Linked DNA regions of Homo sapiens: regions 2, 3 and 4 are each linked to region 1. Evidence: chromatin loops called from intact Hi-C (ENCODE). Cell type or tissue: IMR-90. All regions are shown on one strand.

Region 1 (5,000 bases):
ACGTTATTGTCAACTATAATCACCCTACTCTGCAACAGAACACCAGAACTTATTCCTCCTATTTAACTTCAACCTTGTTCTCGTTGACAAATCTCTCCCCAAGCTCCCCTACCTCACCTTCTTACCAGTTTCTGGTAACCACTATCACACTCTCTATTTCTATGAGATGAACTGTTTTAGATTCCACATATGAGTGAGATCATGCAGTATTTGTCCTTCTGTGCTTGACTTATTTCACTTCACGTAACATCCTCTAGTTAATCCATGATGTCACATGTGACAAGATTTTATTCTTTTTATGGCTCCATAATATTCCGTTGTGTATATATAACACATTTTTAAATCTATTCATCCATTAAAGGACACTTACGTCGCTTCTATCTCTTGGCTATTGTGAATAGTGCTGCAATAAACATGGGACTGCAGATATCTCTTTAACATACTGATTTCATTTCCTTTGGCTACATACCCAGCAGTGGGATTGCTGGGTCATATGGTAGTTCTATTTTTAATTTTTTGAAGAACCCCCATATTGTTGTTTATAATGGCTGCACTAATTTACATTCCCGCTAAAGGTGTGGAGAAAGGGAAACTCCCCTGGCTTTTGGTAGCACTGTGATGCCCATCCCCACCCCAGTCTCCTCGCCTCCTGCCCCTCCCCCATGCTGGAATTTCCCCAATCTGCCTGAGCATGGGCTCCCCTTTCTCCACATCCCCGCCAGCATTTGTTATTTTTTGACTTTTTGGTAATGCAGAGAAATTGAAAGGGTGAAATGAAAACAAAAAGAAAATGGCATTCACACAGTCAACCTTTATTTGTCTACTGCAGTAAAACTTGATGAACCTGCTTTATAGAGTAGAAGACGGCTGGGTTCTAGTATGGACTCTCCAGCATTGGCTATGTACCCTTCAGCTGGTGCCTTACCATCTCCAGTCCTAGTTTTCTCATCTCTGTGCAATATCTGGTGGCCTGAATGTAAGCAGGGGTCCTTCCCAATGCTACCACCCTGTGGGTCTACAGAACCACAAATACTTACTTCAAACACTTACCACCCCTCTTCTACTGTACCAATGAGTTCACTCTATTCTCATTCTCTAATTTGCCCACATTTAACCAAGGATAGAGACAATAAGTCATTCATGCAGTGAGGATTATAGTTAGTAATGTTGTATTGTATACTATGAATTTGCTAAGAGAACAGATTTTAGGTACTCTTTCCAAAATAATTTTTTTAACCTATGTGAGATGATTGATGATGTTAATTTGTTTGACTGTAGTAACCACTTCACTGTGTGTATCAAAATATTATGTTGTATACCTTAAATACATGTGATAAAAAAGAGAGAAGGGGAAAAAGTCACTCATGCAGGGAGATTCATGCAGTTAGAGATTCTGTACAAATTTCACTTGAAATTCCTTAATCAAAATTTAGGATACAACACAAGGTTATCTAATTTGGAATAGAATGAGGCAAAGAATTATCTCCATGGAAGCTAAAGCCTTTTTAGTTTTTACCCTCATCTTTCTAAGAAAGGAACTATGGGAGAAGCTGAAGGCATCTGTGGCAGCATAAGCAGGAGAAAGAGAAGTTCACTATTTATCATTTCAGATATTGTGTCTTCAACACATGACCTTCTCATAAACTCTGGTGTGACACAGCATTTTCCAGATGCGCCTGGTTGGTTTCTAATTCCCACCCATTTGCCTCCCTCCAGACAGACTGAATCTGACTCTCAGGGCAGCAGCCTGGGCATGCACCTAAGCACCTGAGAGGATTCCCATGCTCAGGCAGACTGGGAAAACACAGCATGGGGAAGGGGCATGAGATGAGGAGACTAAGGATGGGCATCACAGTGCGGCCAAGAGCCTGAGGATGCTGGCAGGTTACCTTGTCTCTCCACCTAGGTTTCTCATCCACAAATGAGCTCCTTGGCCATGCTTTCTGCCCAAAGGCTGAAACTCTAAGAAAGCAGGGACTGTGTCTGCCTTTTCACTGCATTATCGTCCTCTGCATTTGGCAAGTTTTCAGCAAGCACCTGTCGGATGGATGGATGGATGGATGGATGCAGGGATGGATGCAGGGATGCATGATGAATTCATGGGAGAGTTAGTGAGACAGCACATCAGATGTCTGTATACATAAGAATTGAGACATCTCATGGATGAGCATAATCTGGTCACTGTGCCTCTGGCAGAGGAGCAGCAGAGCCATCCGTAGAAGGTGTGGTGTCTGACATTCAGAAGTGTGTCCCACTAAACCCCAGCTTGACTCAACCAAGAGCCCTGTGGAAGCCCTGTGGAAGCCCCGCTCTCATCACGGGGTAGGTAGAAGCCAAAGCCAGGAAAATGCAAGTCACTCAAGTAGTCCCATTAGAACACAGAAACAAGTGAGACTTGTCATCATTTAGACTGGTACACTTAGGACCTGGCTATATCTTGATTCAAGAAAAAATCATGATGACATGAGAAGAAAGAACTATCATGAATAACACAAGATATGTTAGCAAATATTATTATCTTAGGATCTTTGCTTGAGTCAAAATATATAGGAACTCTTAGAATCAGCACAGTTTCTGGCACTTTCCACCCATGGTACACCCAGAAAGAGCCAGAGAAAACAACTCACCTTCTACTTCTCCTCAGAGAGAAAGAGAGCAAAATCCAGGGCAAATAATTGTCCTGTTTTCCAGATAGGCTCAGCAGACAGTTCCACAGACAGGAATACAAAAGGACAAAAAGCCAGGGGGGTCTTGTGGGTCTGTGGCCGGGCTGAGGCTCTCAGAAGCAGCAGGGCATGGTGCTGAACCGGCCTTCCAGGCTCCAGGGCGGTTGTCTTTACCCACTAGATGGCATCTTTGGCTAGATTATCCGCCTCGTAGTCCTTCTATATCATCTGGGAGAAGTAGGTTGGTGATTTACCTTATCACTGGGTTGTTGGAGGCATTAAATAAGTTAATGTGTATAAAGTGCCTGGCACGTAATATGGGCTTAATTGGTATAGTTATTTAGGTATTGCCAGATTTTTTTATTTTTGAGGAGTGCAGGGGTGCAATCTTGGCTCACCGCAACCTCCATCTCCCAGGTTAAGTCAGAGTGTGATTCTCTTGAGTAGCGGGGATTATAGGCATGCACCACCATGCCAGGCTTTTTTTTTTTTTTTTTTTTTGAGATGGAGTCTCGCTCTGTCACCCAGGCTAGAGTGCGATGGTGCAATCTCGGCTCACCGCAACCTCCGCCTCCTGGGTTCAAGTGATTCTCCTGTCTCAGCCTCCCGAGTAGCTGGGATTACAGGCATGCGCCACCACGCCCAGCTAATTTTTGTATTTGTAGTAGAGAAGAGGCTTCACAATATTGGTCAGGCTGGTCTGGAACTCGTGACCTCAGGTGATCCACCCGCCTCAGCCTCCCAAAGCGCTGGGATTACAGGCGTGAGCCACTGCGCCCAGCCTAATTTTTGTATTTTTAGTAGAGACAGGGTTTCACCCTGTTGGCCAAGCTGGTCTCAAACTCCTGACCTCAAATGATCCACCCACCTTGGCCTTCCAAAGTGCTGGGATTACAGGTGTAAGCCACTGCGCCCAGCATCAGATATTTTATTCATGAGAGACATTCTCACATGCTGGAAACATTGTAGGTTTAAAGCTGACATTCCTTGGTTTGAAATAAAGCTGCCATTAAAAGGCTATTTTGTATTTGGAAAATTACTTAACCATTATTTTAAATAACACTGCTTAATACATAGGGTTTAAATTTGGAATAACGTAAAAGAAAATAACTCAGGCACCCATCACACATGACAGGAGATCCAGTATTCTCCTCAATGTATTGGGTTTGTCTGTAGTTAACAGAAAATCCAGTGGTTAAAACAAGATAAAACTTTGATAGAAGTTTATTAATCTCTAATATTAAATCCAGATTTAGCTGCCCAGGGTTGGCCTAAACAGCCCCCTATGAAGATGTTTCAAAACCAACAATTTACTCCTGTCTGCAACAATAAAATACCAAGGAAAAGAAAAGGAGGATGCTCAACAGGTAAATCTCTCTGAGACTTCCAAGGACTCCAGTGGAGGGAAGAAGAAGTGGAGATGGAGGGAGCTACTATTCTGCAGCCAATTCAATCCCCAATCCCCTTTGCCTGCCTGCCACTTGTCCTACATATTTTGGACCACGTGCTTGCCCCTCTTAAGCCAAATAGAGAACAACCTCCCCGCAATGCCAGAGAACCACAAATGCAAAACTATTATAGCAGACCTTTGCTGAAGATCGGGACAAATCTAAGGTACTTGCATCAAATAAGAAGAAATAAAATATAACACAGACCTCATTATTCTTCAATTCATCAGTCAATAATTGCTGGAAAATTCCTTACCCAGTCCTCTTCCTCTTGGGTCCCTGGCTTGCTGCCATTTCTCTCGCTCTGCTAAGACCTTCTCTCCATTCTTTCTTTCCCAAGTTCAGGACCCCAATCTTCTCCCTTTCTTCTTAGACTACTTTGAGGTAAGGTAAAATGTCTATGGCTAATTATATACAACAGAAACAAGGCCAAAGGCTGGCAAATATAAAGGAGAGGATTCCAGAGAGGGTGGCTTTCACTCAGAGAAAATAAAGATTATTTAAAATATGGTCTCTTAAGATAAGCAGACCCATGTGGGAACATCTTTCTGCAAAGAGAGAAGCCACAACAAATCTCAGGGGTTACACCCAGCTGCCCTGCTTAGACAGGATGCAAGCTACAGACTTTCTCAATTTATCCTGGCAAAAGAGGCACTCATGGGAGGAGACAGGACAAGGGCAGCTCAACTGGAAGTGGTAGCCTAGGCTGATGAAACTTTGTTTCTCTGTGGTCTGCCTGGCTCCCTTTCACTGCTGCTTCCAGCCAAGTAGGGACTCCATTTTCCTCTTGCTCCTTCCCAGCATTTCTTCTACTTTTTCCTATTTTCTGCCTCCTCGACACTTTCGTTAGATGGGCCATTTTCACTACAAATTGACAATCTCTTTC
Region 2 (5,000 bases), 290 kb after region 1:
TCAGCCCTCCCAAGGCTGGCTTTCAGGCTCCTGAAGCTGTGCCTTCTGAATGTGACACCTTGTCCTGGCGACATCTCTGGAGAGACGCCACACACATCAGTGTTAAGTGGTACACATGGTCCTTTTCACCACAAATGTCCTGAAATCGAGGGACTATTTAGAAAACAGGCGGCTGCTTCATTCTATTGTGGGAGTGATGTGACAGGAAGGGAGGCTCAGGAATGACCATGACAGGAAAGCATGTGGAGCACTCACAGTAAAGCTTCACAGAAGCCCTCACGGCCAGGCGCAGCAGAGCACAGCGACTGCCCAAGGAGCTGCTGTCCTAGCCACCCTCCCAGTCATCTTCAAGAAGAACAAAAGTTCACTGATCGCCTCAGTTCCTTTATTCTCCTCTTGTTCTTGAGGACTGACCAATGGGTGTGTGTCCCTGTTTGCCTCTTTGCTGGGGTCACAGAGGAACCCAGGAGCTCACATTGAGTGGCCCCCAGACATGTCACTGGGGCCAGAAAGTGCCATGAGGATGGGGGTCTACACTGGGGTGTGGGGTGGCCATATCTTCTGGCCCTGACTTGAACAATGAGTCCATGTGTGGCCTCTAGTTTACATAAATAAAGAATGGCTGTGGCTGGGCGCGGTGACTCACGCCTGTAACCCCAGCACTTTGGGAGGCCCAGGCGGGTGGATCACCTGAGGTCAGGAGTTCGAGACCAGCCTAGCCAACATGGTGAAACCCCATCTCTAAAAATACAAAAATTAGCTGGGTGTGGTGGCAGGTGCCTGTAATCCCAGCTACTCAGGGGGCCAAAGCAGGAGAATCGCTTGAACTCGGAAGGCAGAAGTGGCAGTGAGCTGAGATTGCACCATCACACTCCAGCCTGGGGGGAAAGAGCAAGACTTCATCTCTAAAAAAAAAAAAAAAAAAAAAGAATGGTTGTAATCCCAGCACTTCAGGAGGCCAAGGCGGGTGGAATTCAAGACCAGCCTGGTCAAGATGGTGAAACCCCGTCTCTACTAAAAATACAAAAATTAGTCAGGCGTGGTGGTGGGTGCCTGTAATCCCAGCTACTTGGGAGGCTGAGGCAGAGAATTGCTTGAACCCAGGAGGGGGAGGTTTCGGTGAACTGAGACCGCACCACTACACTCCAGCCTGGGTGACAGAGCAAGACTCCATCTCAAAAAAAAGAATGAGGTAGACAGACTTGGACTCCCGTTTAACTGACAGGTTTATTATTCTGTACCTTTACGTGATAACACACTCCTCCCCCCCGTCTGTTCCTAGTTTTGAATGTAAATACAGTTGTTTAAATCGTCTGTTCCTAGTTTTGAATGTAAATACAATTGTTTAAATTCCTAAGTGACATCTTGGAGAAAGAGCCCAAAAGGTCTAAGTACCATCAGCTGCAGAGTCCTCACATAGGCTGCCTCTGTCGGCCTGGGTCCAACCAGGAGAGAAAACCCACACGCTAATTTGAACAGGAAAGGTTTAATATAAAGATAGAATTACTAACTCTAACAAGGTTTTGGAGTAATAAGGAATTGGCTAGTAAGAGGAGAGAAAGCAAAAGAGTATAGGAATAGCCGCTGTAAGGAGCAGCCACGGACCCTAGAGCTGAGTTAGAGTGCCAAGGGAGGAGCCCTACTCCGTGCCCGGGGTCACACTACCAGGGCATGCTGCATGCAGAAAAGTCGCTGGCACAGATTGCTGGAAATCCTCCTTTCCAATACCAGAGAAGGCTGTTCCCAGTGAGTTCCCTCACCCAAGGTACCCCCTACATAGCTGACTGCCAAGGGATGGGTGCTGCTGGCTGCATGCACCATCAGGGTCCAAGGCACTCTGCTGTAAAACTTTTGAGGGGCCAGTGCCACTGAAGCTGGTGCTAGCCACCATGCCCTGCAGGAGCTAGACACCGAAGAAGCCAGAGTGCTGCAGGAGCTTTGCCCAGGGAGCAGGCAGGACTGGGAAGCAAACCTCTTCCTCCTGCAGTGTCTCTCCAGCACCCTCTACTGACAAGGTCTCAGTGCTGCTCATAGAGGACAAAGATTCACAGAGGTAGCAGTAACTGCATCACCAGCACCTAGCAATATCCCAGTGATGCCTCCTACAGGACACAAGGGGGTCTGTCTAAGTGGGTAATTGCCATATTTTTATATATTATTGCTAGATGTATAGAATACCACTTTTTGAGAAGAGGTAAGGAATGGAATAAAGAGCTTCCTACTTAGCCCTGTGAACTGCTTTCAAAAACCATAGCTTCATTCCGTGACAGAGAATGGAGAGCTCTGTGTGGGGAGAGAGGAAGGTTGAGCACAGGAGCCTGCAGAACAAGAGGAGTGACTGAGGCCCCTGGGAGATGCTGCTAGCCTGGTTGTAGCTGGGCAGTGTTACATGAGCACCAGCTTACAGTGGTTGACCTCCTGACCTTATACTATTTCCACATCTTTTTTCATTGTACTTATGGCAAAATCTAAGTTATGGTAGCTGAAATAATCCCTTGCCTTTCTGTGTACATTTCACAAAATTTAAAGTTAATGAAAGAAAAGAAACCTTTTTAAATTCAGCAAAATATACATATATGTGTGTGTGTGTGTGTGTGTGTGTGTGTGTGTGTGTGTGTGTGTGTATTTTAGTTCCTCTGCTTCATCCTGGTCAGTATTTTCAAATGCTGTTTAATGCAGTAAAATCTACACAAAACATGTTCTGTGTCAAAAAGAAAATAACGGGCAGTGAAAGATATGTACATTTGAATTTGAAAAGGTTCATTGTTTTCACTTGACTCAAGTGAAATGTTTTTTATTCTGTTCTATTCTGAAATTCTCATGGTTTTCTTTTACCTTATCATTGAGGGAAGTAAACCCCGTGTTAAGCTTAGTCACAAAATAAAAACTCCCACGGACTTCCCTCCCAGTGTAGCTGAAGGTTAATGTCCAGGGAGATAGCCTTGACTGAGTCAGAACTAAAATAAGGGTGTTATTTAGAGCCAGATACTCTGGTGCTACAGCCACTACAGCCGTGTCAAGAGCTCCTGACACACTGGAGGCTGTCACTGGTGATCTGGGCGTTCTCCTAAGTCAGCATTCCTAGCTAAAAATACTGCCATTCTGTATTGGAAACACAGCTTCCTCTAATTTGTCTGTTTTGACCAGAACACAATGTTATCTTTTTAAAAAGCTGTTTAGGTGTGAGAATGTATGTTAATGGATCACAATACGAATAAAAATAAAAGAATGAAAAGATAAGTGATTTGAAATATAAAGGAACTAGTACAGAGACATTTTCTAGTTAAAGTTTCTAAATGGTCAGAGAAAAATCACCTAACCTATGAGAGAAAATTTTAAGATTTTTTTTTTTTTTTTGAGACAGTATCTCGCTGTGTCTCCCAGGCCGGAATGCAGTGGCATGATCACAGCTCAGTCATAGCTCACAGGCTCAAGCGATCCTCCTACCTCAGCCTCCTTAGTAGCGCCTACAGGTGCATGCCACCGTGCCCGGCTAATTTTTCTATAGAGATGGTGTGTCACCACGTTGCCCAGGCTGGTCTCCAGCTCCTGAGCTCAAGTGATCCTCCTGCCTCAGCCTCCCAAAGTGCTGGGATTACAGGCATGAGGCACCATGCCCAGCCCAAGAATGTTTTTAAATTGACTAAACACTGCTTATTTGAGGGACCATGGGAGAAAAAAAAATTGTGAGGTGGCTTATAGATTTCAAACTATAGTGATTCTGATTGATCGAGCTGTCTTTCTTGAGGAAAGTTACGCCAAAGGCAACGAGCTAGACTGAGCTGTCTGGGTGTCTGGGTAGGGACGCAGCTCACCAGGGCTTGCCCTCTTTAGATGCCCTCTGCAGGCAGTCTAGGGACTTCTCTCAAGATGTCCAGTTTGATTAATTGCATGATGACAGTGTGCTTGGTGCCATGAGGGGTATAAAGATTCAACAGAGGCTGGGCGTGGTGGTTCACGCCTGTAACCCCAGCACTTTGGGAGGCCAGGGCGAGCGGATCACCTGAGGTCAGGAGTTCGAGACCAGCCTGTCCAACATGGTGAAACCCCGTCTCTACCACTAAAAATACAAAAATTAGCCTGGTGTGGTAGCACATGCCTGTAATTCCAGCTACTCAGGAGGCTGAGGCACGAGAATCACTTGAACCCAGGAGATCGAGGTTGCGGTGAGTCAAAATTGCACCACTGCACTCCAGCCTGGCAACAGAGTGAGACTCTGTCTCAAGAAAACTAAGCACAGGCTGGGCACGGTGGCTCACGCCTGTAATCCCAGCACTTGGAGAGGCCGAGGCGGGTGGATCATGAAGTCAGGAGATCAACACCATCCTGGCTAAGATGGTGAAACCCCGTCTCTACTAAAAACACAAAAAATTAGCCGGGCGTGTTGATAGGCACCTGTAGTCCCAGCTACTCGGGAGGCTGAGGCAGGAGAATGGTGTGAACCCGGGAGGCGGAGCCTGCAGTGAGCATGGATCGCGCTACTGCACTCCAGCGTGGGTGACAGAGTGAGACTCCGTCTCAAAAAAAAAAAAATGTCTACTTAAGGGCCTCCTGGTGTTCTTAAGGAGATGAGGAGCACCTTTGCGATACAGAACACAACATTATATCCAATGAAAATCTTACCCACTCACTGCATGGGACACACAGTGGGTGCTATGGCTGCTGAACAGAAGATCGATAAGGCCTGGAATGTCAAGAAAGCTTCCTGGAGAAGATCTTGAGCAGGTACTTGAGGACTGGGCAGGTTTCTGATAAGCAGAAAGTTCAGGAGAAAAAAAAGGGACAGTGGTATTCATCCAGAAAATCGTATGTCCTTTGTATGTTTCACCCAGTGCTGGAAATGTTGATCATCACTTTTAAAGATAATTCTAAAGTCACCTTGCAACAACCCTGCATTTATTTAAGATCATATATCATATATGTGTACATGTTTTTGTTTTGTTTTTTTGAGACTAAGTCTCGCTCTATCGCCCAGGCTGGAGCGCAGTTGCGCCATCTCA
Region 3 (5,000 bases), 140 kb after region 1:
TTAAATGGTTAAACTATATTTAAAACCACAAAATCAAATTCACCTTTTTCAAAAAATTTTAAAACTGTGTATTTCTGTTTTAGGGAACATCTGGAAATGCTGATTGACCAGCTAAAAATCAAATTACAAGATAGCCAAAATAACTTACAGATTAATGTATCTGAACTTCAAACATTGCAGTCTGAACATGATACACTGCTAGAAAGGCACAACAAGATGCTGCAGGAAACTGTGTCCAAAGAGGCGGAACTCCGGGAAAAGTAAGACTGTTAGCAGCACTAACGCTGTACCAGACAGCAATGTATTTCTTTGTTGAAACTTCTAATATGTTGATCCTTGAGATAAATGCAGATTAGAAAATAAAAAATAGACATTTCTAAAGGCTTGGAAACTTTGCTTTATCTACCTTAGAGCTTCGCCTTTTACATTGCTTTTGTATTTTGCATTTTTAAGAACAATTAATGTCTATCTGCTCATCCAGTATTCTGTGTCTCCTACAGCCTTCTTGGCTAGGATGTTTCTCTAAAAAAACAAACAAAAACATACTACTTTCCAACCCAAGTATCAAATCATAAGCATTTTTTTTTCTAGAAGAAAACACCCAAATAGTTGCTAACTGAAAAAGAATATGCAAGTTATCTTTGCAATTCTGTCTTCAATTTGTCATATTTTGTTCACTGTAATACTTTAAATAGACATTAGAAGTATTGGCAAAATAAATAGATTATTGTGAACAAGAAGTTTTCAACTCCTGTGATAAAGAAATTGGGTAGTAGGAGTATTAGGCTGAGGAAAAGAATTCTTCATTGAGCATCTTTTATCAAGGGTGTTGATAATTTTATCACAGATTTGCTTATATAATATATACCTAATCTTATGCTAATCTGAAAAATGAAAGCAGGTTTAGCTTTTTGTGGCTTCTGTCTGTTAACAGTGTAATTTGCATGTTAATCATGTAAACCAAAAGTTTCAGGGAAGATGTACCAGTTTTCTAACTGCCTATCACCAGGGTTTACCATGAGATTATCTTATATATAGTGATGTTTGCTTGATATTCTCCAACACTTATTCTTTTGGAAAGTTATTGCAAATTACATTGCTAACACAAATAAAGTACTGTTGATTCCTCTAAAGTAATTCAGTCTTTCAGTAAGTGTTTTTTGAGCACCTACTATGTGCCAGTCACTTTTCATAGCATTTTGAGGTATCTTTAGGAGTCTTTCCTCTTCTTCAGAAATATTAAAAACTAATGGTATTGTTACTGTCTGCCCAAGTATGAAGAAATAGCCTTCTCTTTATGTAGTCTCCACTTTTAAAAAATGTTTTAATATTCATACTTTATCTATAGCAGATTGTGAAAATGGTTCCAGAGGAATGTGATAATTAGGCTAATTAATATCTGTATTACGCAGAGACTACAGTTAATATAAACACCTCTGTAACAACTGAGACAGAACAGTGAACTTCCATCAGCACAATCATTCTGATTCCAGATGGGGGGTTTAAGCGTTTAGCTTTCAAATTGGTAAATTCATAAATGTCAGTGATACTGCCTGAGAATAGACACTTTACCCACCTCTAATTTTTATCCTGCTTAGACTATTTTTGTAACCTCCGATGGTTCTTCCTTTGCTTTCTGGGTAGATATTGTTTGAAAAAAATGCTTGCAGAGAAATTTGTATACACTAGTATTTTCTAGATTCATTAATCAGTATGAACTTAGTAATTAAGATTTCTTTTCTGAAACATGGTATTTTATTGCATTTCTCCTTTCAGCCACTAAACCCTGTTTGAAACCTTGTATGGTGCGCATGTGTGTAGCAGGTAGAAAAAATATCTTGGAAAAGTACAGACTAAACTGTTAACAACGTTTATCTACCTGTGGAATTGGGATTTTATCCTGCCAGGCATGAGAGTAATTAATAAGGGGCTTTTACTTTTTTCTCTGACGGCTTTTGTATTTTTTAAATTTTTATGAGAGAATTCTGTGGATCCCCTGTATAAAAGGAAATTTATTTATTTATTTATTTATTTTTTTTACCAAAGCCAAACATATAAAACATGAAAACTACAGGTAAACCATTAAAAGTGATGGTTCCCAAATTGTAGGCCCACTGGTTAGTTTCAGGCTGAGTACATAAAAATCACATTGAAAACTACTAAAAGTAGGAAATTCCTGGAACCACTACTGAGATCCTGATTCAGTGGGTGTAACATGAAAATTAGAGGTCTCTATTTTCAACAAGGTATTCCAGTGATTCTCATGTGCAGTGAGATTTGAAACAGCTATAGTAAACCAAGTCTGTGTTTGTTGTGGTTTATGTTAATCAACTCAAAAATGGATACTTTCCTCTAAAGTTTTCTGAGTAAATCAGAAGAGTGTGGGGTTTTTTTTTTTTTTAATGTTTTCAGGGTAGTAGATAAAAGGGAGATTAATCTTACATTCATGTGAGTTACCACATATGATGATGTGAAGAAGTGGACTAATTAAAAGTATAATTATTTTATGCTTTAAATATAATCCTATTTTCTGATGAACCATGAAAGAAGTTCCTAGTCTGGACAACACAACACAGTTTCTTAACTGGGGTTCTTCATCTGAAATGTGTAACACAGATTATTTGAACTAGATGACAGCCAGTGTCAGTTCTCATCAAGTTATTTCACAATGAGTACAGTGCAGGTATGTAGGAGAGAAGTTGATTCATACATTCAGTAGAGGTCTTAGAGCTAATTCTCTTGCAGAACCCAGTTGAGAAAGGCTAAGTCAGCATATAAAGTTGAAAGATCTTCTGTAACTAAGTTTCTCATCTTTCAGATTGTGTTCAATACAGTCAGAGAACATGATGATGAAATCTGAACATACACAGACTGTGAGTCAGCTAACATCCCAGAACGAGGTCCTTCGAAATAGCTTCCGAGATCAAGTGCGACATTTGCAGGAAGAACACAGAAAGACAGTGGAGACATTACAGCAGCAGCTCTCCAAGATGGAAGCACAGCTCTTCCAGCTTAAGAATGAACCGACCACAAGAAGTATGTATGTACACATGGAAATATTAGTTGTTCATGTTTTCATGCATTTGTCTCTTAAATACATTCTTCACAAATTCATAAGAAAGAAAATTTACTAGGTGTCACCAGTGTCAAATCTGTGATTAATGAATTTTGGATTTGCTTACTAGAAAGATAATTGAACCATCTGAATCCTTCCCTCTTCATTATACTTACAGAAGTCTGTATAACCTCTGAGAATGCTGACTTTGATGTATTCCTTACCCTCAATGGAAAGGAGTATTTCTTTTTCTCTGACTTAAACATCCTCTGTCAGTCTCGTGACATGTCTTTTTTTTGAGACGGAGTCTCGCTGTGTCGCCCAGGCTGGAGTGCAGTGGCGCGATCTCGGCTCACTGCAAGCTCCACCTCCCGAGTTCAGGCCATTTTCCTGCCTCAGCCTTCCGAGCAGCTGGGACTACAGGTGCCTGCCACCAGGCCGGCTAATTTTTTGTATTTTTAGTAGAGACGCAGTTTCACCGTGTTAGCCAGGATAGTCTCGATCTCCTGACCTCGTGATCCACCCGCCTCGGCCTCCCAAAATGCTGGGATTACAGGCATGAGCCACTGCGCCTGGCCGACACATGTCTTAATTCTAGTATTCACCAGATTTCTTTCATGTTCTCCGTTGTTAGACATCAAATTTGTCTACTTTTTAAATAGAAACATTAGATAGAGCAAGGAACTTAGAAACACTCAAGCGGCACTGAATGTGTTAGAACTGCATAACCAATATAGCTTCTTTGCTTTCACATTTACAATTAGTTGGAGTTTTAGTTCAGCCACACCCAGTATCTTCCATTCTGCTTCCAGGAAGACATGGAAAAATGTCAGCCATGATGATGCAGTATTTTAGTAGCAAGTTGATGGTGTTTTGGTTTCCCATGGGAAATATTGTCACTGGAGCATTAGCCGCTATCGGTCACTTATTAGGGTAAAAAAGCAACTTCAGAAGAATTTAACATATGCCAAAGAATCAACAAAGGAAGTAATCAGCCAGGGCAAAGGTCGCACAAGAGATTGTAATCTAGCAATCAGCAGTGGAATAAGCAGTCAGCTTACCAGAAACCCAGGAAAAAGCTTCAAAAAGGGCAGTCAGGACTAAGGCAACTTAATGAAATGCAAAATAAATGAAATCTGAAGTTTAAAAATCTAGATTACAATTCTGGTTTCTAACTCAGTTATGAGACCTTGGGCAAAGTCATTAAATTTCTCTGAACTTCAGATTTTTGGGAGTCAATAAACCAATACATGTCAAAGGGCCTGGTAAACTTTACAGTTTAGACCAGGCGTGGTGTCTCACCCCTGCAATCTCAGCACTTTGGGAGCCAAGGCAGGTGGATCACATGAGGCCAGGAGTTTGAGACCAGTCTGAACAACATGGTGAAATCCCATCTCTATTAAAAGTACAAAAATTATCTGGGTGGGATAGCATGCACCTGGAAGTCCCAGCTACTTGTGGGGCTGAGGTGGGAGGATGGCCTGAGCCTGGGAGGCAGAGGTTGCTGTGAGCCAAGATCGTGCCACTACACTCCAACCTGTGTGACAGAGTGAGACCCTGTCTCAGAAAAAAAAAAAACACTATACAGTTTATCAGCAAACAGGAAAGTCTTGCTAGACAATGTAATTGATTAGTTCCGTGCCCTGGATTCTGGGCTCTTACTGTATGAGCACTGTAGGTGTGAGCAGCAACAATTAAGAAGCTGCAGAGGTAAAGGTATAAGGGCAGTGATTGAGGATGTCTGCCAAGCAGATTTCAACAAGTGTGTTTCAAGAAGTATGCAGCAATCTGAAATACCTAATCCTGAAAAATTGCTAGAATCTAGTCTTTTAATTTTGGCCAGTATTTAGCAGTAGTTTGGCCCTCTACTCTAAATTAATAAAAAATAAGTAGTACTATATTATGAGCTGTGTTATCTAACAGTTTATCTTAGCTAGTAGCAATT
Region 4 (5,000 bases), 130 kb before region 1:
TCTGTTGCTGGTGAGGAGCTGCATTCCTTTGGAGGAGGAGAGGTGCTCTGATTTTTAGAGTTTCCAGTTTTTCTGCTCTGTTTTTTGCCCACCTTTGTGGTATTATCTACCTTTGGTCTTTGATGATGGTGATGTACAGATGGGTTTTGGTGTCCCATCTGTACACCTTGATGTCCTTCCTGTTTGTTGGTTTATGTTCTAACCGACAGGACCCTCAGCTGCAGGTCTGTTGGAGTTTGCTAGAGGTCCACTCCAGACCCTGTTTGCCTGGGTATCAGCAGTGGTGGCTGCAGAACAGTGGATATTGTTGAACCGCCAATGCGGGAAAAAAATGCCAGACAAGAATTTTATATTCTGCAAAACTAAGCTTAATAAGTGAAGGAGAAAAATGTCTTTTCCAGACAAGCAAATGCTAAGGGAATTCATCACCATAGGACTGGCCCTACAAGAGATGCTTAGTGGAGTTCTAAATATGGAAATAAAATGATGATATCTGCTATGAAAGCACACACAAGCACATAGCCATGGACACTGTAAACCTCATTTACAGTGGTAAACCTGTAAACCTTCCAGTTCAAGGAGAACTACAAACCACTGCTCAATGAAATAAAAAAGGATACAAAGAAATGGAAGAACATTCCATGCTCATGGGTAGGAAGAATCAATATCATGAAAATGGCCATACTGCCCAAGGTAATTTATGGATTCAATGCCATCCCCAATGCCTATAAGAAAGGCTCCAAAGGGGTCATTAAGAAATGGCAGTTAAGGTTAAAGATGTTTAGAATGTGTTCAAGAGTAAAAATTGATTTGGAGACTTCACTTGGAAGTGTTAATAGCAAAGACTTGGAACCAACCCAAATGTCTAACAATGATAGACTGGATTAAGAAAATGTGGCACATATACACCATGGAATACTATGCAGCCATAAAAAATGGTGAGTTCATGTCCTTTGTAGGGACATGGATGAAATTGGAAATCATCATTCTCAGTAAACTATCGCAAGAACAAAAAACCAAACACTGCATGTTCTCACTCATAGGTGGGAATTGAACAATGAGAACACATGGACACAGGAAGGGGAACATCACACTCCGGGGACTGTTGTGGGGTGGGGGGAGGGGGGAGGGATAGCATTAGGAGATATACCTAATGCTAAATGACGAGTTCATGGGTGCAGCACACCAGCATGGCACATGTATACATATGTAACTAACCTACACATTGTGCACATGTACACTAAAACTTAAAGTATAATAATAATAAAATAAAATAAAATAAAGAAATGAAAGTGGGACATCGCTACTGATTTCATAGAAATAAAAATGATTATGGAAGAATACTATGAACAACAGTACATGAACAACTTGGATACCCTAGATGAAATAGACAAGTTCCTAGAAACACACGATATACTAAACTGACTTGTGAAAGAATAGAAAATATGAACAGACTCACAGCTAATAAAGAGAACAAAGAAAAGCCTAGAGCTAGATAGCTTCAGTGGCATATTCCACTGAACATTTAAATGCGAACAAAAACCCTCTCAAACTCTTCAAAAAATTGGAGACAGAAAAATACCTCCCTCATTCTATGACTCACCTAGAATAGTGAAATTTATGGAGAGAGAAGGTAGAAGTTACCAGGGATTGGAGGAGAAGGTAATAGAGACATTTTTAGTGAGTATAGTTTCTGTTTGGGATAATGAAAAAGTTCTGGAAATGGATAGTGATGATGGTTACATAACGTTGTGAATGTACTTAAAGCTACTTAATAGTACACTTAAAAATAGTTAAAATAATAGTGAATTATATGTTACGTATATTTTACAATTCTTAAAATAAATGTAATCCTTGTGGTTGTTACTCCACTACCACAGAATACACACACACACACACACACACACACACACTCCTTCAGAAAAGGAATACTTCAATTTTCTAAATTTTCTGTCTGATCACTCAAAATACTTTGATACTATGCCAAAATATCAGGAAATTTCATGTTTATTGGAATATAAAAATGTAATGAAAACTTTAGATAGTAATTGAAATGCTCTGGTATTTAACGATGTGTGTGACTTTTAAAATGTGTTTTTGATAGACTCTGATAATTTTATAAAACTACACAAACTCATACGAATTTTTCCATGCTGTCCAGTAATCGATTGATTGCTTCTCAGTCCAAATTCACTGTCTGCCCTCTCTGCGAAACTGAATCTGAACCCTTTCAATATTTTTCCTTTGCCAGCTGCTGTGATGTTGAAACCTTGTCAGCAGAGAGCACTGGAGAGACATTGTGGGAGGAAAGAGTTTTGCTTCCTGGTTCAGGGTTTTCACTGGCCAGGCTCCCGTGGTTCTTCTCCACTGTGCCAGCTCCTCTAGGTCCCACTCCTGCAGCACACATGGCTTCCCCAGGGTTCAGCTCCTGCAGTGGGGGTGTCCAGTGCTTCCCCAGCTTCCTCCCAGGATGGTTTTGTAGTAGGATGCCTCCAGGGAGACACATCCTTGTGAACACCTTCCCCACACCCTAGAGGGTGGATTTCCTGCAAGTTTCAGAGAGTAGAGCAAGTTCTTCCAGAATTGAACCGCAGTAGCTTCTCTGTTGTCCCATGAGTCATGCCACGTCCTCTCCCATAAGGTCTGGGTCTCAGTCCTGGTGGGCATGGGAAGACAGGTTCTTTTCGAAGAGGCTCTTACTCTATCTCAGCCCTAGGGATAGTGGCTGTTCCTTATATTTGATATTCCTATATTCTTCAGAGTTTTACTTCTTACTTGCCAACACCTCGTTACTCCAATCTCTTGTTAGAGTTAATCATTCTCTGTATTAAACTTTTCTTGTTTAAATTAATGTGGTTTCTCTCTCCTCTCTCCCAAAAATCCTGTGTGAGCATTTGAAATGCTTTTATTTGTGATACATATCTTCTAAACTTTCACAGAAATTTGAACATGTTTCTGACATGAATAATTGATTTTGAAATGTAAACTAACATGAGGTTTGCATGTTCTCCAATACTACTACTAATTTTTGAGTTATGTTAAAGATTTACAATAAAACATTCAATGTCCTTCCCAGATAACTTTGTGATTTAGTTCTAAGTTGCTTTATTATTTCCACATGCAAATACGTAATTTATTTCTTTGTCCATCAGCTGTTAATATTTTTGACTTTTTCCTTTTTATATAGCAGGAGATTAAAAGAACGTTTCATAAACACTCAAGTGCACCTTTAAATGCTGGGTAGGTCGAGTGGCATAGTGAAATATAGATATTGAGGAACATTATTATGTGTTTTCGTAAAACTAGACAGTGGACTCATTAGAATAATGTGGCAAAGAAATTTTAAAAATAATCCTTATAAAAGAAACATCATAAAAACAGAGAAAAAGGCTTAAATAGTATTACAGCTTTTATGTTACTTCTGCTTTCTATCTCTTCTTTCTCTGGCTCGCTTCTTAGATAATCTCATTCTCTCACATGGATTTTAAATTTCTGCAACATGGTACCATCTTCCAAATTTTTATCTCCACCTCAGATCTCAACCCTGAATTCCTAAATTGTCAGCCCAACTGCCTACTTCATATCTCTACTTCCTTGTTTTATATACATTTCAAACAGAAAAAGTCAAACCCACAAACCTAATTCACCCACTGTCTTCTTCATCTCAATTAAAAGGCAACTCCATCTTTTCAGTTGCTCAGCCAAAGCTTATTCTATTTCTCTCTCTCTTGCACACTACATCCAATCCATACATCATTTGGCTCTGACTTCAAACTATATCCAGAACATGACCTCTTCTTATCAACATTACTGTGACCAACCTCCTCTGAGTCACTGGCGTGTCTTCCCTGAAGACTTGCAATCACAACCTAATGAATATCCCTCCTTCTATGTCATAATTACCCAGTCACCATATGATCCTAAATGGATCACATCACTGTGCTGATCAAAATGCTGCAGCAGTGCCCCAACCCATTCAGTCTAAGCTGAATTGTATCACGGTCTCCTGTCCTACACCATCTGTCCCCAGGTCCCTTTCTAACCACCTTCTAACCTTTGCACACTCACTTCTCTTCAGACCTAGTGACTTCCCCACTCTTCCTTGAACTCACCTAGTGTAGTCCTGCCATAGAGACTTTGGCCTGGCATTTCCTCTGCCAAGAATGCTCTTCGATCAAACAGCTACATGACCCTCTCCTCATATCCTTCAATCTTTACCCAGAAAGCATCATTTCAGTCATGTCTTCCCTGATCATTCTACTTACAATCCAGCACTTCCTGGTTCCCCTTATTCTGCCCTAATCATTTCCATCACAAGTATCATCTCTTCTAACATACTCTACACTTTGCTCACTAAATTGGAGGCTCCAGGAAGACCATTCTCAGCCTCTGCCCATTGCCCAACAATCACATGGCCAGAACTAGAGATGATTTACAAAGGCAACATTCAAGGCCTCCCACAGGTATCCAGTGGACTGAATCTCAGAATTCTACCAGCATTGTTTTCTCACAAGAGATGCCTAGGTTATGGTTGGATCTCACATGGAAAAATATACAGGATGAGTATTCCCTGGGAAAGAGATTGCCATGGTTTGGACATTTGTCCCTTCCAAACCTTATGTTGAGATCTGATTCTAAATGTTGGAGGTGGGGTCTAACAGAAGGTGTTTGGGTGATAGTGGGAGACCCCTCAGGAATAGATTAATACCCTCCCCAGGAGTGAGTGAGCTCTTGCTCTATTCCTTCCCACAAGAGTTGGTTGTTAAAAAGAGCCTGGAAACTCCCTTCTCTTGCTTCCTGTCTTACCATGTGATTTTTGGATGCACTGACCCCCTTCACCTTCTGCCAGAAGTGGAAGCAGTCTGAGTCCCTCACCACGTGTCCAGTCTTCCAGCCATCAGAATTATGAGCCAAATAAACATTTTTTAAAATAAATTTCCCAGCCTCAGCTATTCCTTTATAGTGACACTAAATAGTCTAAAGACGGGGTGGTGGTCAAA

Evidence for each region. Peaks named below come from ENCODE experiments on the same cell type or tissue, not always from the same donor. Only the 100,000 strongest peaks of a DNase experiment are listed, where the experiment ranks them.
Region 2: it touches region 1 in a loop (10-fold over the local background); 11 of 110 quality-filtered maps call a loop at or near these places.
Region 3: a loop joins it to region 1, with 7 times the contacts of the local background. A loop is called at or near these places in 5 of 110 quality-filtered maps.
Region 4: it touches region 1 in a loop (2.7-fold over the local background); 7 of 110 quality-filtered maps call a loop at or near these places.

Annotation. Positions count from the first base shown.
Region 1 is chr2:108,347,354-108,352,353 of GRCh38, forward strand. It overlaps the pseudogene SULT1C5P. Among named protein-coding and RNA genes, the nearest start is that of SULT1C4, 28 kb to the right of the region's middle. RefSeq lists an enhancer at 2,738-2,797. In IMR-90, a CTCF peak has its summit at 2,852 (motif pointing right); a DNase peak (open chromatin) is centred at 2,868; H3K27me3 peaks cover 1,195 bases.
Region 2 is chr2:108,634,523-108,639,522 of GRCh38, forward strand. All of the region lies in intron 1 of LIMS1 (LIM zinc finger domain containing 1), which reads left to right. Among named protein-coding and RNA genes, the nearest start is that of LIMS1-AS1, 42 kb to the right of the region's middle. RefSeq lists an enhancer at 1,759-2,333. In IMR-90, a CTCF peak has its summit at 2,012 (motif pointing left); DNase peaks (open chromatin) are centred at 2,019 and 2,929; H3K27ac peaks cover 1,266 bases.
Region 3 is chr2:108,489,755-108,494,754 of GRCh38, forward strand. It overlaps GCC2 (GRIP and coiled-coil domain containing 2), which reads left to right. Exons shown (of 23, transcript NM_181453.4): 18 at 84-260; 19 at 2,819-3,036. Among named protein-coding and RNA genes, the nearest start is that of GCC2-AS1, 42 kb to the right of the region's middle. In IMR-90, no CTCF peak of the experiment used is centred here; a DNase peak (open chromatin) is centred at 2,867.
Region 4 is chr2:108,213,583-108,218,582 of GRCh38, forward strand. It overlaps LINC01594 (long intergenic non-protein coding RNA 1594), which reads right to left and starts at 4,259. Exons shown (of 5, transcript NR_131251.1): 1 at 4,113-4,259. In IMR-90, a CTCF peak has its summit at 2,283 (motif pointing right); no DNase peak of the experiment used is centred here.